Regions from separate parts of the Mus musculus genome. Here region 2 is linked to region 1. Evidence: chromatin contacts called from ENCODE Hi-C data. All regions are on one chromosome and are shown on one strand. Each heading gives the region's core, a stretch centred on a gene start or an enhancer-like site at or near the end of the contact. The rest is flanking DNA. Distances are from core to core; before and after follow the strand shown.

The links. Hi-C counts contacts between places; a loop is a spot of excess contacts on that map.
Region 2: a loop to region 1 is called in a map of T-helper 2 cell, with 8 times the contacts of the local background. The contact joins the promoter of Tlcd2 here to the promoter of Kdm6b in region 1. A Hi-C loop is called at or near these places in 2 of 37 maps with a recorded cell type or tissue (T-helper 1 cell and T-helper 2 cell).

What each region holds. Positions count from the first base shown.
Region 1 is chr11:69,412,599-69,419,793 of GRCm38, reverse strand. Kdm6b (KDM1 lysine (K)-specific demethylase 6B) reads left to right here and starts at 3,600. Exons shown (of 24, transcript NM_001017426.2): 1 at 3,600-3,777; 2 at 6,121-6,261. It overlaps Gm51903 (a long non-coding RNA gene), which reads right to left and starts at 4,281. Exons shown (of 2, transcript XR_003949708.1): 1 at 4,010-4,281; 2 at 1-805.
Region 2 is chr11:75,464,970-75,472,164 of GRCm38, reverse strand. It overlaps Tlcd2 (TLC domain containing 2), which reads right to left and starts at 4,115. Exons shown (of 5, transcript NM_027249.3): 1 at 3,788-4,115; 2 at 3,526-3,608; 3 at 3,241-3,323; 4 at 2,264-2,693; 5 at 1,266-1,765. The coding sequence starts at 3,960. The coding sequence ends at 1,602. Mir22hg (Mir22 host gene (non-protein coding)) reads right to left here. Exons shown (of 3, transcript NR_030711.1): 3 at 5,475-6,858.

The DNA of each region.
Region 1 (7,195 bases), core at 2,351-4,850:
TGTATTCTCAACTTTCACCATCCCTCCAGGAGCGGTAGCTTTTCCATCTCACAGCACTCCACCGCACCGTCTGCTCTCGGCCTCGCCTGGTTCGTTCCTCTAGTTGCCGGTGCCCTCCTCCTCACTTTTCCGTCTTCAGTTCCCTAGCCTTCACTGGGCTCTGGCCCTTTCTCCATGCTGAACCTTTCCCACGTAGCCACGAGATGGCGAAGATGAGACGCCCACCAGAGCCGAGGGCCATGCGGGTTGGGGGGGGGGGGCTATCTATAGCTGTGACACGCACCTTTGAGAAAGGTGCGCTGAGGTTCACCTTTGATTCCCTGTCATCTGTCTGGCACCCGCCCCCGGCCCAGGAAATTGTAAGCATATGGGTAAAGTGCAGAAGCTAGGGACAGGGCGAGAGACTATGCTTTTTCCGGCCTAGAATAAACAGTGGTGAAGTGGCATTTGGGTTGAGTTGGTCACTAAACTGCAGATTCGTTTCTGGCTTGTGGCCTGTGACTGTGTCTTGGAGGCTGGAGTGTGGGGAAGGTCGAAGGCAGAACACCTAGTTCCTGGCGATGAGAACTCCGAGAGAAAAGAAGTAATTAATTGAGGTGCGATAGGAACGGACCCAGTGGTTGCTCAGAGTAAGGCTGGTCGAACCTCCGTCGCTTGCCAGGGTTGTTTTCTCAGTTGCCAGAGTAACAGGCTGGGGAACGTCCACCGCCAGATTCCCAAACTCACTCTCTCCAGTCCAATCGGCTTTAGCGGACGTCGACTACGTCAGGGTCCTAGTGACCAATGGGAAGCTGTCATAGAGAGCCTGAAAGAGGGAGAGGGAGGAGGTGGAAGGGGGGGTGGTGGCGGTGGCTACCCAGGATCCGCACGTGCACTCCCACACGCTCCACTCCCTGTACAACCCCTTCCACTGCACGAGCCCAGACAGTCTCTTGCGCCTGCGCGGCGAGTCGTGTGTGTGTCTCTCCCTCCCTCCCCCCCCTTTGCCTCAGGTCGTCAGTCTGTGTTTGCAAACTAGTCCAGGGTTGTGTTTCTCAACCCCTGCGGGCCCAGACGTCTGGGTGGGTTTGCGCTCTTTAGCCGGGTGTCGACTGTTAATGTCAGCCTCTCGAGGGAAGGCCCGCTACCTGTGTTCCCCACCGCCACCCCCAGCTGGCGCCCCAAGCTCCCAGGTGGGCTGGGCGGAGCTGTGGTTTCCGGCCCCCTAGGCTCAGCCGCGGCTTTCCCGAGCTCCGGCAAAGGGTGTTTCCACAAAAGAAAGGGAGTGGGTACAAGCACCCCTTCCCGAGGCTTAACCCACCCAGGCCTAGCTGCAGTTAGTGACAGGGCAGGACACTGTGAGAAGCCCCTTGTGGTCCCGGTGACTTTCTAGGCCAGAGGGTCATTACGCCTATTTTCTTTTTTTCTTGTAAATTCCTGCTTTTGATAGGCAAACCAGACCTTCCTCTTCCCTTCCTTAACATTTCCTCCTCGCACGCTCTGGCGTTCTTTACACCTCCCTTGGCTCCTTTCGGGCTGTCCCCGTCTCCACTCGTCCTTTTCTGCTTCTCCAGAGGGTTATATAACTCTTCCTCTCCGCGTGTCCTGATTTCAACTCCACAGACTCCGCCCTGGAACGGCGCGGGAGGGGCGGGAGAGTTGGGGACCCAGACAGATTCCGGCTGGCGGCCAGCTGGGGCACAAGGGATCCTGCAGATAGCAGACGGAGTCCCGCGGGACTTGGTTGGTGCCCCGTCCCTTAGTCTCCCGCCCCTAACCCGGGATCAAGCCCAGAAGAAAGAAGGCACAGTATTTCCGAGGGGCGTGTCGGGACAGTCAGAAATGTGGGTTGGGAGGTCAAGGCTGGAGGCTGAGAGGAGGAGGCAGGCGAATGACCGGATTCCCTAGGATTGGTTCTGCTGGGGTTAACAGAGATAAAAGCAGGACGCCTGGGTTCCCTCCTTCGTCTCCTTTTTGGGTTCCCAGAATTCCTAAAGCTATTTTCTCAGGAAATTTAGCCAGCTAGCAGCTTCTTCGCCCTGGTAGGAGTCAAAGGTCTGTGTTCGAGGTGGCCTGGGATGATGTCACCAGTGCACGTGCCCCGGGACGGTTGCCAGGCAATGCGATCTCCTCCCCTTTCCATTCCCTCCCACCTCTGCCCAGAGTCCCGTTCCAGTCCCGTGCCATCTCTTTCTCCTTTCCTTTCCCTTGGCATTAGCATCCTGCAGGTGGGAAACCCTGGCCTGGAGTTTCGTGAAGGGGGAGGGGCGCGGGTGTGGTGTGGCCTGAAAGACTTTGCCCCTTTGCTGGCTTGAGAGAATTCTGGGTCTTCCCCCCCCTTCTTTTTCCTAGATTGCCATGGAAAAACTTCCTCTCCAGTCCCCACTACCACTACCACCCCCCGTACTCCCTCCCGCGCGCCCTTGGAAGTGTCTCCTGAAGTCTTTTTAGTTTCCCACCTGCTGCATGGCCCAGTGTCAGGTTGCCCCTTTCCCAGCTTGAGCTGAAGTGGGTGTAGTTGCAAGACAGCTGCCCCTAAGAGAGGAGCTGTATGTGGGTATACACACCAGCCCATCCCTGCGACTCCCGTCACCTCCTCTTACCAAACTGAGGAGAAAGAGTTAGGCTGAAAAGTCAAGGTCTTTATCTGTGTAGGTAGGTGGATCAGCTTCTGGTATTGCCCACTTTTGAGAGAGAAGTCCAGTGATAGTTATGGCTGCCCTCTGTTAAATCTTGGAGTTGGTGATGGTATTACAGAGTCTCCTTTCTTGTGCCTAAGAATGTGGATTGTCGGCTCAAACCTGGATTCTAACCCCAGCTCTGCCACTAAATGGGACTCGGGAAAAGTCACAACCTTGCAGAACCTCCTATCTGCAATCTGGGACATTTAAATATCAATACCTACCTTCTAGCTGATGGGAGGGGGCAGTGAAATAATTTATGCAAAGCATTTAGCACAGTGGTTGGTATAAAATTAATACCGAATGAGTATCAGAAAATACATATTATTAAATGTTGTTAGTTATTATAGTGGGTGGACCTGTTTCTAAAGTAGCCCTCACAGGGGATTGGTTAAAGAGTGGAGAATTCTGCTACCTGGAGTGTGTGTTGTGTGTGTGTGTGTGTGTGGGGGGGGGGTGTCAGGGATTAGCATCGACTACTTTATGTACCTTATTTGATGTGGGCTTTAGCCAGATTTGTATTGCTTTCTTTAGGTTTATTTTTCCCCTCCTTAAAAAAAAATAGCTAAGACTATATTCCTTTGGCTGTTAAAATAATTACGTTGTAGCTTGTGATTTTCAAGCGATACTCTGGTTCCCTCCCATGTTGCTCTCTGGAGCCTTTCATTTTGCAAAGGGACTCCACAGTTTCCCTAGCGGGGACATGGCTAGGCTAAAGGGGTGTGTAAAAGGTTGGGGTGGGTGGGTGGGTGGAGAGAGACTAGTGGGGGGAGGCTGGGGGAGCGGGTAGTTAAAGGAAGAGACCGGAAGGGAGGAGGAGGGAGCCTGCTGGTGGGGAGGGAGGGGAGGAGGAGGAGGTGGAGGAGGAGGAGGAGGACGAGGAGGAGGAGGAGGGAGGGAGGGGGTTGGGGAGAGCCTGCTACAGTTCTTTGTTTGACTCCGGGACTCAGGGACGGGGAGGAGGAGGGAGGGAGGCAGAGGCTGCAAGCGCCGGGGCAGGCCCAGGAGGCAGAGGAGGGACCGTCTCCCCCGCCCCCCAGCCCCCACTCCCCCCCCTGCTGCTTCCCCCTCCCTACCCGGACTCTGGGGGCACCGCCGGGGGACAGACACCCAGCAGGTAACCCTGGCCTGGCTCTCCCTCCCCCTGTCTGATTTTCTTCCACACCCTCCCGGACGACCCCTTTCCGTCTCCCCGATTTCCCGGGCCTTGCCTTTCCCCCCCAGCCCTCCTTGTTCCATTTCTGCGAGTTGGGCTTGTCGCCTGCTGGCTCCGCCACCCTCCGTCTCGTGCAGCCTGACTCCCTTCCCCCCACCCCACAGTGTGTGCTCCCCTGTTCTGCCCGAGGCACCTTTTGGGGTTCTGTCTCAATGTTTCTTAGGCTGGCTTCTTCCGACCAGTCTCATGGGGCTCTGAGGAAGGAGGGAGTCCTTATTCTTTAATGGCTCCCCCCAGTCTCCCTTGCCCCATTCTCCTCGTAGCAGTCTCTAGGGGTGAGAGAAAACCGGAATTTGGGGCCTGATGGAGAGGCAGGGGGGCTGTGTGTTGCTGGAGACAGGGACAGTGAGTGTGTGAGGAGGGGGTGGGGATTTGTTAGAGACCAGGCTGCCTCTCTGATGTCCCTTTAAATGGCCCTTACATATCTGGGGGTTAGGGGGTGGGGTGGTGGCAAGCTGCCTGCCTGGGGGGCAGGGCCCTTGGTTTGTCCACACCGTCAGGGGTGGAAATGATTTAAAGGGACAGCCTTGGTGTGGCCACTGCCACCCTGTGCTGGCAGGAGGGGGAGCTGGCAGGCTATGTCTACAGAGGCTTGGCTGGTGAGCAGGGCATTTGAGGCTGTCTGGGACTGGGCCTCAGGTCTCCAGTCCAGTTACTGTGGCTGGAAAAGTGCAAGAAGGGGTTGACAGCCTGCCCTGAGGGTGCTCAGTCTAGGCTTTCTTCAGAACCCCATGGGTGAGCCCTTTGACTCCATGACCAAGAATCTGTGAGTCTGAACTACAGAACCTGTGGGCCAGAACCAGGTGGGGGCCACTGGCAGATCCGCAGGTCAGTAGGGTGACCTGGGTACTTTAGAGCTGGCCCCTTCAGCTTCCCCTTTTGTTGTTTGGTTCTTTGCACAAGAAGGCCCCAGCCCCTCCTCCTCATGCACATGCCCCCCCACCCCCACCCCAGCTGTTGGGCAGATGAATTACAGCCTCCTGCTTGGGGCCAAGGCTGGTAAGGGATTAAAGTTCTGAGGTTGGCCCTTTAAATGGCTGTTGGCCCTCCCCCACTCTGGTGTCCAGACACCCATCACATACCCTTCTGACCCCCTTGGTCTGGCCTGCAACCCTCCCCCCCTCTATAGGCTAGCCTACCCCGTAGCCACAAATTCTATCAACTGCTGGGTAAGCACCTTAGTCCTGAATTTGCTTCCCTGTCCAGAAGGGTCCAGCCTCTAGCATCTTTTCTCCAGAAGGTCCTAGCCAATCCAGTTTTCTCAGCTCGCTGCTGACCACTGTTCCTTAAGGGCCTTGCTTAGGTCAGAAATAACACTTCCCTGGGGGCAGTGTCATCAGCAGGCACAAAAGCTTGCAGTGCATTGCATCATGGAGGCCAGAGGCCTAAGTCTCTGGGGCAGGGGGAAAGATGGGGGCTGGAAGGCCAGGAAATGGAGAGGCCAGGTAGAGAGCCCGTGTGTCTGGGTCCTGGAGAAAACACTGGTCCCCAAGGAGTGAGTCTGAGGTGAGGGTTGACTGAGGCCTAACTCCTGCTATCAACACCTGAGTCTTGGCCCTAGACTTGTAGTAATATACCTAGCTCTTTGTATCTAAGGATTAGGAGGGAAGAGAGTGGGCCCCTGTCACCTCCTTGGGCCACATGGAGGAAGGAGGTGATGGGGAAACAGGATATGGTTTTGGAGGTGACATGGAGGGAGCCTGCTGCAGAGGCTACTTCCTAGCTCAGGCCCAGTCACAGCTCTTGCGGAGGAAGAAGGCTCCTCCCTGTTGGGCCCGTTCATCTTGTCTGACCACCTGTGCCGCTTGCCAGAACCTGCCTACACCAGCCTAAGGGAACTGGAAGGGTCAGAGTCCAAAAGGTGGTGTTGACTATCTGGTGTCTTGTTAGGGTTGGAGGTAGCAGAACTGAAGGCCTAGGGTCCACATGCCCTGGGGGCAGGAACTAAGGTTGCTTGACAGTAGATGTCCCCTGTAGCTGGGCCTGAGCCAGAATATCAGTCTAGTCAGAAAAGGGCGACGTGGGTTGGTACTGAGGTGCCACCCTATGCTTCCTTACTACCTGAACCAGGCTGCTTCCTAAAGGAAAGGTTGGAAGATGGCTTTTTTCCAGGTTGCCATGGAAACCGAATCTCCCATCTCATCTGACCTCTAGAGCCTGGTTTCTCAATGAGGGGGACCAGGAAGGAAGGGAACTCCTCTATCTTGGGAGATCCCATCTCTAACTGAAATTGTTTTCTTTTAGGTTCCCCCAGGCACCATGTCAGCCTCATAGCAGGACCCACCCCACGACTTCTGCTGTAGCCCATAGGACCCACCCCACTTCTGCTGTAACCCACTGCTGGAGTGCTTGTTCCATGAGACAGTCCACTTCCAACTCCATCTGGTAAGCTTGGCTGCTGTCACCTCCGTCCCCCACGTCCAACTCTTCACCGCATGTTTGGAAATCTTTGCTCTGATCTGGTTCATGCTCACTCATCAGAATGGTCCAGCCCAACTCTGAACCTCCCCCCAACATGTGCTGCTTGAATGGTTCAGCCCTCCACGTTGATGGAGCCCCCTCTATCGCCTGTGAATGGTTTATCCCTGTACTTCACTTGCCTCTCTACCACCTGAAAACCTCTCAGCCCCCACCCCAGTGCTGCCACTAACTCATTTGCAGACTGAAGAAAGCTAGCCAGGGCTTGCCAGCTGAATGTAGTTGTGAGATAGCCCAGAGGAATTTCTTGTGAAGGGGAAGGCATTTCCCCCCATTCGTGGAAAGGGTGCTTAGGAATTGATGTGAGGAGATGTTACAAGCCACTGCCCTGAGCTAGCCCATGTTACGGCCTCCTGCGTATCGCCTCTGAGTGCTCCTCGGCCCATTCTCTCTGTGGTGCACAGTATCACCGTAGATTTGCTTTGTGCACTTAACTCAGAACACCTGCTTTTCCTCAGACCTGCTGCTACTGGCAGCTCTCTTCCCGAGGCCCGCTTCATCTCCCTAGTAGAAGGGAATTTTCCCTAAGCCAGAAACCAAAGTTCTCGGATTCCTCATTGCTTTTCCCCATTGCTCACTGGGTTTCTTGAGTAGGGCTATTTTTTCCTATCTGTCCTGTTTAGCGTGACAGTTCGCACATTGAGGTGCCTTTGTAGATTTGTGTTGAATGAATGTTTTAAGGGAATGTCATGCTTCACTGCCAAGAAACCTACGGCTTCTGAGATCTGCTGCCTCCTACCCACACCTACCCTGGAGGATGAGACACTTGGGATAGTAACAGAGGAAGGCTGGTCTAGGAGGTAGCAGGCAAGGGTAAAACTGAGGGAGAACAGGCCAGAAG
Region 2 (7,195 bases), core at 2,866-5,365, 6.1 Mb before region 1:
TGGTTTTTTTTTGGTTATTTCGAAACAGGGTTTCTCTGTGTAGCTCTGGCTGTCCTGGAACTCACTTTGTAGACCAGGTTGGCCTCGAACTCAGAATTCCACCTGCCTCTGCCTCCCAAGTGCTGGGATTAAAGGGGTGTGCCACCTCGCCTGGCTGCATTTATTTCTTGATTGTGTGTTTGTGTGGGCACACATACGTGTACAGCATGCCCGTGGAGGTCAAAGGAGAGCATAACAAGGCTATAAGTTATCACCAGGTGGTCAGCTGTGGCGGGAGGTAGCTTTGATGCTGAGCCATCACACAAGACCTGGGTTTGCTTTTTTTTTTTTTTTTTAATTCTTACATTTATTTTTCCTTTGGGGAAGGAGAGCCCATGCTGCAGGGCACATGTGGAAGTCAGAAGAGCTGGTGAGAGTCTATTCTATCCTCAGTACCATGTGAGTACTGATGCTCAAACTCAGGCAGTTAGGCCAAGTGTGGTGGCACACACCTGTGATCCTGGTACCTGACACTCAGGAGGCAGAGGCAGGTGGATCTCTGTGAATTCCAGGCCAGCCAGCCAGCCAGCCTCTCCCGCCCCCCAGAACAAACAAAAAACCGCAGGTTATCAGGCCTGAAAGCAAGTGTTTTTACCTACTAAGACATTTCTGTGGCCCCCTGGGTCTGTTTTCTGATCATAGAGGAATAATACTCTAGGTATTTGTAGATCAGAGAATGTTCTAGCCTGGCCTGGTGCGGTGGTACACTTCCATACTCACAGTGTCTAAGAGGTAGAGGCAGGGGGATCCAGAGATATCTAATGCCAGTCTTCACTACATCATCCATGCCAACTTCTTTTTTTTTTAATATTTATTTATTTATTATATGTAAGCACACTGTAGCTGTTTTCAGACACTCCAGAAGAGGGCATCAGATTTTTTTGTTACGGATGGTTGTGAGCCACCATGTGGTTGTTGGGATTTGAACTCAGGACCTTTGGAAGAGCAGTTGGCGCTCTTAACCGCTGAGCCATCTCTCCAGCCCCCTCCACCCCCCGCCAACTTCTAACACACACACACACACACACACACACACACACACACACACACACCAGAGAACCCCACCAGGCAAACAAAACAAAAACCGGGAGGAAAGAAAAGAGCCAGAGAAACCTTAACAGGAAACCCTCCCAACTCAAAGCTTCCACAACTCCACACCACACTGCAGACCAGGATAACACTGGAGCCAAGAAAAATGACTCAAAGCAATCACATTCACAAGAGACTGATGAAATCATTTGCACAGCAATTTATTCATATACAATAGGGTTCAATGTTCTCTCCTCAGCGAAGCTCCTCCCTTTTGCTGGAAGGCAGAGTCTATCAGCAAGTTGCTGGGTAAGGTGTTCAGTCAGCCATGGTATTACCAGAGTGGCTAGACCCTTATCAAACTAGGCACTGCCAACTTGGCATTGAACTCAGGACCTTATGAATGTCAGATAATGTTCCGGCTGTCATGTCCAGTTTTTTCTTTCTCTTCTTTGGTTTGTTTGTTTGTTTGTTTGTTGAAACAGAGTCTCTTGTAGCCCAGGCTGGCCTTGAACTTCTGATCCTTCTGCTTGTCATTCCCAAGTGCTAGCATTATCAGCATGTGCCACTTTGCCAGGCTCTAGTCTTCTCTCTTGAAGGCCCAGGACTGAAGGGGTCATGCAGCGTTTTGGAGATGCCAGTACCATGAGATGACCACCAAGAGCAGCAGCAGCAGTGGAGTACAGGTATCTGGAGCCTAGAGGATGACGCGTGTGCTACAAAGGGCCTGGCTGGAGAAGTGACCCAAGCCCTTGGAGGAGCCCAGAAGATCGTGAGTTGTATCCCAGACATTGGACGGTTGGAGATTGACTTTTGCTTTTGATTGTGACTGTGCCCTGATATTTTCCCTCTTGAAGGAAGAAACTGTTTTAGTGGAGCCCACAGTTGAGACTTTTAATTGTAAAAAGACTTTGAATTTTAAAAGAGATGGATATTTTAAAGAGATTGAAATTTTAAGAATATGTAAAGACTGTGGGACTTTTAAAGTTATTTAGATCTCCTGATTTCCTGACTGTAATGGAGATCTCATACAATGTTCTCTCTCTCTCTCTCTCTCTCTCTCTCTCTCTCTCTCTCTCTCTCTCTCTGATGATACAGTCTAGTCCTTGCTACATAGTAGACTATGCAGTGGGCTACCATCTCCTCTTCCCAGCCCCACCTCCCTGGGGGCTGACAGAAGAGAAAACTTCCACACCTTTCAGACTGAGAGTGGAAGTGTTCCTGGCAACAGGCTCACGTGTCTTGGTTTCCTTGTGCATGAGGATAAACGGGTAGGGCTGAGACTGCAAGATATCCTTGGTCAGAATTCGGATCCCTGTGGAGATGCTTATGCTGCCCACGGTGACCAGCCCAGCCACACAAAGCAGAACCAGAGCAAGAGACAGCTGGTAGTGCTGCCGGGACAACCACAGACTCATCCATCCCAGAGGCAGAAGGCGGAAGAGGACCAGGGTGGCCAGGCTGGCCCAACTGCTTACTCTGAAGGCCAAGGATGGGGCCTTATGGGAGAGCAGCAGTAGCTTCCGTAGATGCAAACAGATGGAGTTCAGCTCCAGAAGCAGGGATACCATAGAGAAGCCCACATAGTGGCCAGACACAACAGCGGTGCTGAGGCAGCTCACTACCTGCAGGCAAGGTTCAAGGTTCAGGCTTTGCATGACCTGTGCCCAACAAGTCCCAGCTCCTTATCCTAGGGACACCCACGCATGTTTTTTCTACTCTCTGCCTCATCCTTCCAGGTATCAGCTTTTTAAAAATTAGTATTTATTTATTTTTTATTTATTCACTTTATATTACCCAAGCATTTTTTAGGACTGCCTCCAATCCTGACCTTTCTGCTGACCCTTATCTAGGGGGCATGAGCAGCCCTGGACCAGAGGTTCTCTTACCCCAAGCCACACTATTTGCATAGCATACCCTAGCTTTCATTCCTGGCTTTTTTTTTTTTTTTTTTATGATCAGCTGGAGGTTTGTGGGGAGAACCAAACTCCTTGGGCAGTGCCCAGGAGTGGCTAGCAGTCAAAACCTCCCTCCAACTCAATCCAAGTCTGAGAGGATAGGTTTTCAGGGGGCTTTGTGGAAAAGTCAGAGGACAGAACACTGAAGAGAGAGGTTGGGCCCTTGAGTTGGACATGCTCCCTTACTACCTGGCCTCTCCCTTCAGAGTCTTACCGCCAAATGGTGACAGAGAAGGTCCCAGGCCTGGGCCAATGTCTGGTTCCACAGCATATCAACTCCATCTGCAGCGAAATAACCTGAAGGCACCGGAGAAGACTATGAGGCTCCTCGCTCAGAGCTGATGCACAGCCTAGATATCTCAAGTCCCACTTTTCTCAGGTCCTTAATTCCTCACAGCAAACCTCCAGCAACATCTGCTCCATTCCAAAGATGGGGGAGGAACCTAGAATTCCCGGTCCAACAAGGCCTTTCCCGATTCAGCCTTTTCTGTACACTCACCCACTGACACTGCTACTAGGACCCGTGCCCACGGTGGGTGATCATTAATTGGGTCGGTGACCATTTGAGGAAACTGCCACAGCCTGGAGAAGACAAAGAGCTAAGGTCAATTTCTCCCAGACCTAGATCCATTCTCCCACTGGGTACTCCCACCCATCCACAACCCAAACCAGTTCCATTCCAAAAGGTTCCAACTTCAGTCTTCCAGGCCCTCTTTTCCACCCCCGCCCCTCAGTGCTTTGTCAGTCCCCAAGTTCCGCACCCGACCAGCGCCCCTACTCCAGAGAGTAGGCTGTGTATCAGCGAAACGAAAATGTTCCGCCACATCCAGCGGTCCCGAACAGATTTCGGGGTGGGCAGCAGCTGCAGCCCCCAGTGCAGTCCCCGAAACGCCGTGAAGGAAGCGCCAGCCACAAGGAGTCCCCAGGATGCCATGGTCTGGGCAGGTCAGCTAGGTTTCAGTCAGTTTCTCTGATCCTGGCACCCGGTGCCCGGGACCTCGAAGGGGCCCCCCTCCGGCAGAATCGGGATCTAGCTTTTCCACCCTGCTGTGCCTGGGGCTTCCTGGCCTGTATTATCTTTCCAGCGTGCTGTAACTTTTCCTGGCTTGTCCACGCCCCTATCTCTCGGCTGCTCATTGATTGGCGCAGCCATGGGGCCACCTCGGGTGAAGCCATGGAACGGATGGCGTCCCGCTCCTGCTTGGGTTTAGCAGTTTGGGGCTTTCTGGCATCAAGTTCGGCTACTGAGTTCAGAGGCCTTACAACACATTAGAGGTCTTCTCCAACACCACTAGTCTCCGAGCCCCTTGGGGTTCCAGAAAGTCATCTAGTTTACCCCCACCTGACTAGTCTGGGGCTCCGCCCCACTAACTTTCACCTTCTGTTCTGGTTCCCTCATCTCTCACCTACTGGTCATCCTTACCCACAGACCAGAAGGTACAGGGCCAACAGAGCCAACTCCTGAGGGCCCAAATCTTGCACCATCTCACCTTTACCTCAGAGCACGCCAGTCAGGCAGAGCCGAGCTCTGCCCACCTGTAACTTCCTTACATAGTACTACCCAAACGGAACAGCTTATGGGAGAATCCCTTCTTGAGTCCTACCCCCTCCCCCCCCCCCAAACATCACCAAGAAACTTTATTAGGTAGAAGAAGCAAATGGAAGACACATACACCTCCCCTCCCCAGGTCTCAAGTAAGAAAAACAAACAAGCTAAAAATAAGACTCTTCAGATTCTAGACCCCTTTGGCCTTAAGAGGAATATCCTTTCCAACCACAAATCCCCCAAAGAGTGACAGGTTTTGAGCATTTCCCTTCTTTCTTATTCTAAGCCACACCTCCTTAGCTGGCTGACAGTCAGAAAGTCAGAGGAATGCTTCCTGTGTGTAGAGAGTAGGTGGATTCAGACAATTAATGAAGTTCATAGAATTGACTTTAGTGTGGTGGAGCTTGAAAAGGCCCCTGGATATGATTCCTAGCTCCAGTGTACACACACACATACACACACACACACAAGCATGCACACACACACTCAAGAAGCAATAGGTATCCCAAGCAAACATTTTCTTTCACCTGGCACTTGGTGTAGCCCATCCTCCTACAAGCAAATTCTCCAAAATCTAAACATGACAATGAGGACTAGAGGGAGAGATGGCTTTAGTGGCTAGGAGCATTTGCTGCTCTTCTAGAGGACCTGAGTGCGATTCTGAGCATCCACATCAGAAGATCCAAACAGCGTGCAGCTCCAGGGAATCTGATGCCCTCTTCTGGCCTCTGCAGAATGTGCACCCACACTCTGGTGCACAAAGACACATAATATAACATACAAATATATTTTTTAAAAATTACAGAGGGAGTGAAGAGACGGCTCAGAAGTTAGCGCTAGCTGCTTTCAGAAGACAATGTTGGATTCCTGCCACTCACAGGCAAAACACTCATAAAAGAGTAAAAATTTTAAAACATTTATTTGTCTTTTGTATTTTATTTAACATATGAAAGCAATGCACAATATTTAAAAATTAGAAAGACAGAAAAAACAAGGGGAAAATTCACAATTGTACTATCCCACCATACAAAAACAACCATTCTTAACATTTTGAATCCACTTTCAGTGTTTTTTTAAAAAATATATTACAAGTATGCATTCATATTTTAAAAACAGTCACAAACTCATACTTTTCATAATCTTTTTAGTATTCAGTATTTATATTTCCACTCAATTGGATGGTTTTTAAAAAAATATATTACAAGTATGTGTTCATATTTTAAAAACAGTCACAAACTCATACTTTTATAATCTTTTTAGTATTCAATATTTATATTTCCACTCAATTTTTCTTCTGTAAGACTTTGGATGGCTGCACAGAACACCACCATCAGATGAATATAATTTACTTAGGCAAGCCCTAGCTATACATTTTCATGACAGCAGAAAAGGAATGGACTTCCAAACAAACAGCTGCGTTCCATTTTTCTCTATTACAACCCTGAGATGAACATTTTATAACCAAATCCTTATTTTAGGATACATTTCTAAGACAGCAAACTACCAGGTCCAAAGGCATCTCTCACAATGGTTGGTACTGCCACACACAAGGCACAGGAGCCTTCTTCTGGCTTTCATTTGCTTGTTGTATTATGATCAGGGAAAACGGTTTCAGCCACATCTGCTTTCTTTGAATTACTAACCAATGCTTTATTTTATTTTGTTTTATTTTTTGAGACAGTCTCATATAGCCCAGGCTGGCTCAGAACTCATTGTATAGCAGAGGATTACCTTGAATGTAGGCTCCTTTGCCACCACCTCCAGAGTGCCGGGATTGCAGACCTGGGCCAACCTGTTCAGTTTTATGCAATGCAGAAGACAGAACCAGGGCTTGGTGCATGTTAAGCAAACCTACCAACTGAGCTACAACCCCAGTCATAGATATGTTTTCCCACAGTGTTACACATTTGAATCTCTTTTTGAATTTGCTGTGTATTTCCTTTCAGAGGTGGCTCATGCTCCTTGAGGCTGTTTATAGAAACTGCAGGGTAGAGATGGGACCATACTTCCTGGAGGCCCTTCATCTCCCAGGAAGGCAGGTCCTGAGAGGAGATGGCTGGAAGCACGTGTCTTTCACTGAGGCTGGCTGGCTGCTCTCTTTCCTGGTGTTCTCCAGGCTTCTACGTGCCTCTCTGACCAATGTCCGGATAGGCCCTTGTGGTTCCAGGCCAGGTCCTCCACTGTCTTGTGCCTGCCTCTGTTGCTTCCAGGCTGCCCTTTCTCACCTCTGAGGCTCCATGTTGGATGAGGACAGCAGAGCCATGTACCCAGTGCTGGAGGGACACACTGTGGCCAGGGAAGGGAGGAGGAAAGAAAGCAAGCGAGGTCGAGGGAAGGGCAATCTTTGTCGCAATGTGTGAGCCGACTCAGCCTCCCCAGCCCGTCTGCTACAGTCCCTTACACATCCTATCCCTCAGCTTAGACTGCAGTGGGGCTGGATTAGATGATCTAGTCTCCCCTATGACTTTCAGTTTCTCACAAATGGGGAACAGGCTAGAACTCCTCCTCCTGTCAAATACAACAAACAGCCTCCTGTACCCCCTGAACCCATCTTCTGTTAGGAAGACTGGGCCAAAGGTGAACCACAATCAGAGACCAAGCCCATACGTGAGAATGAATCAGG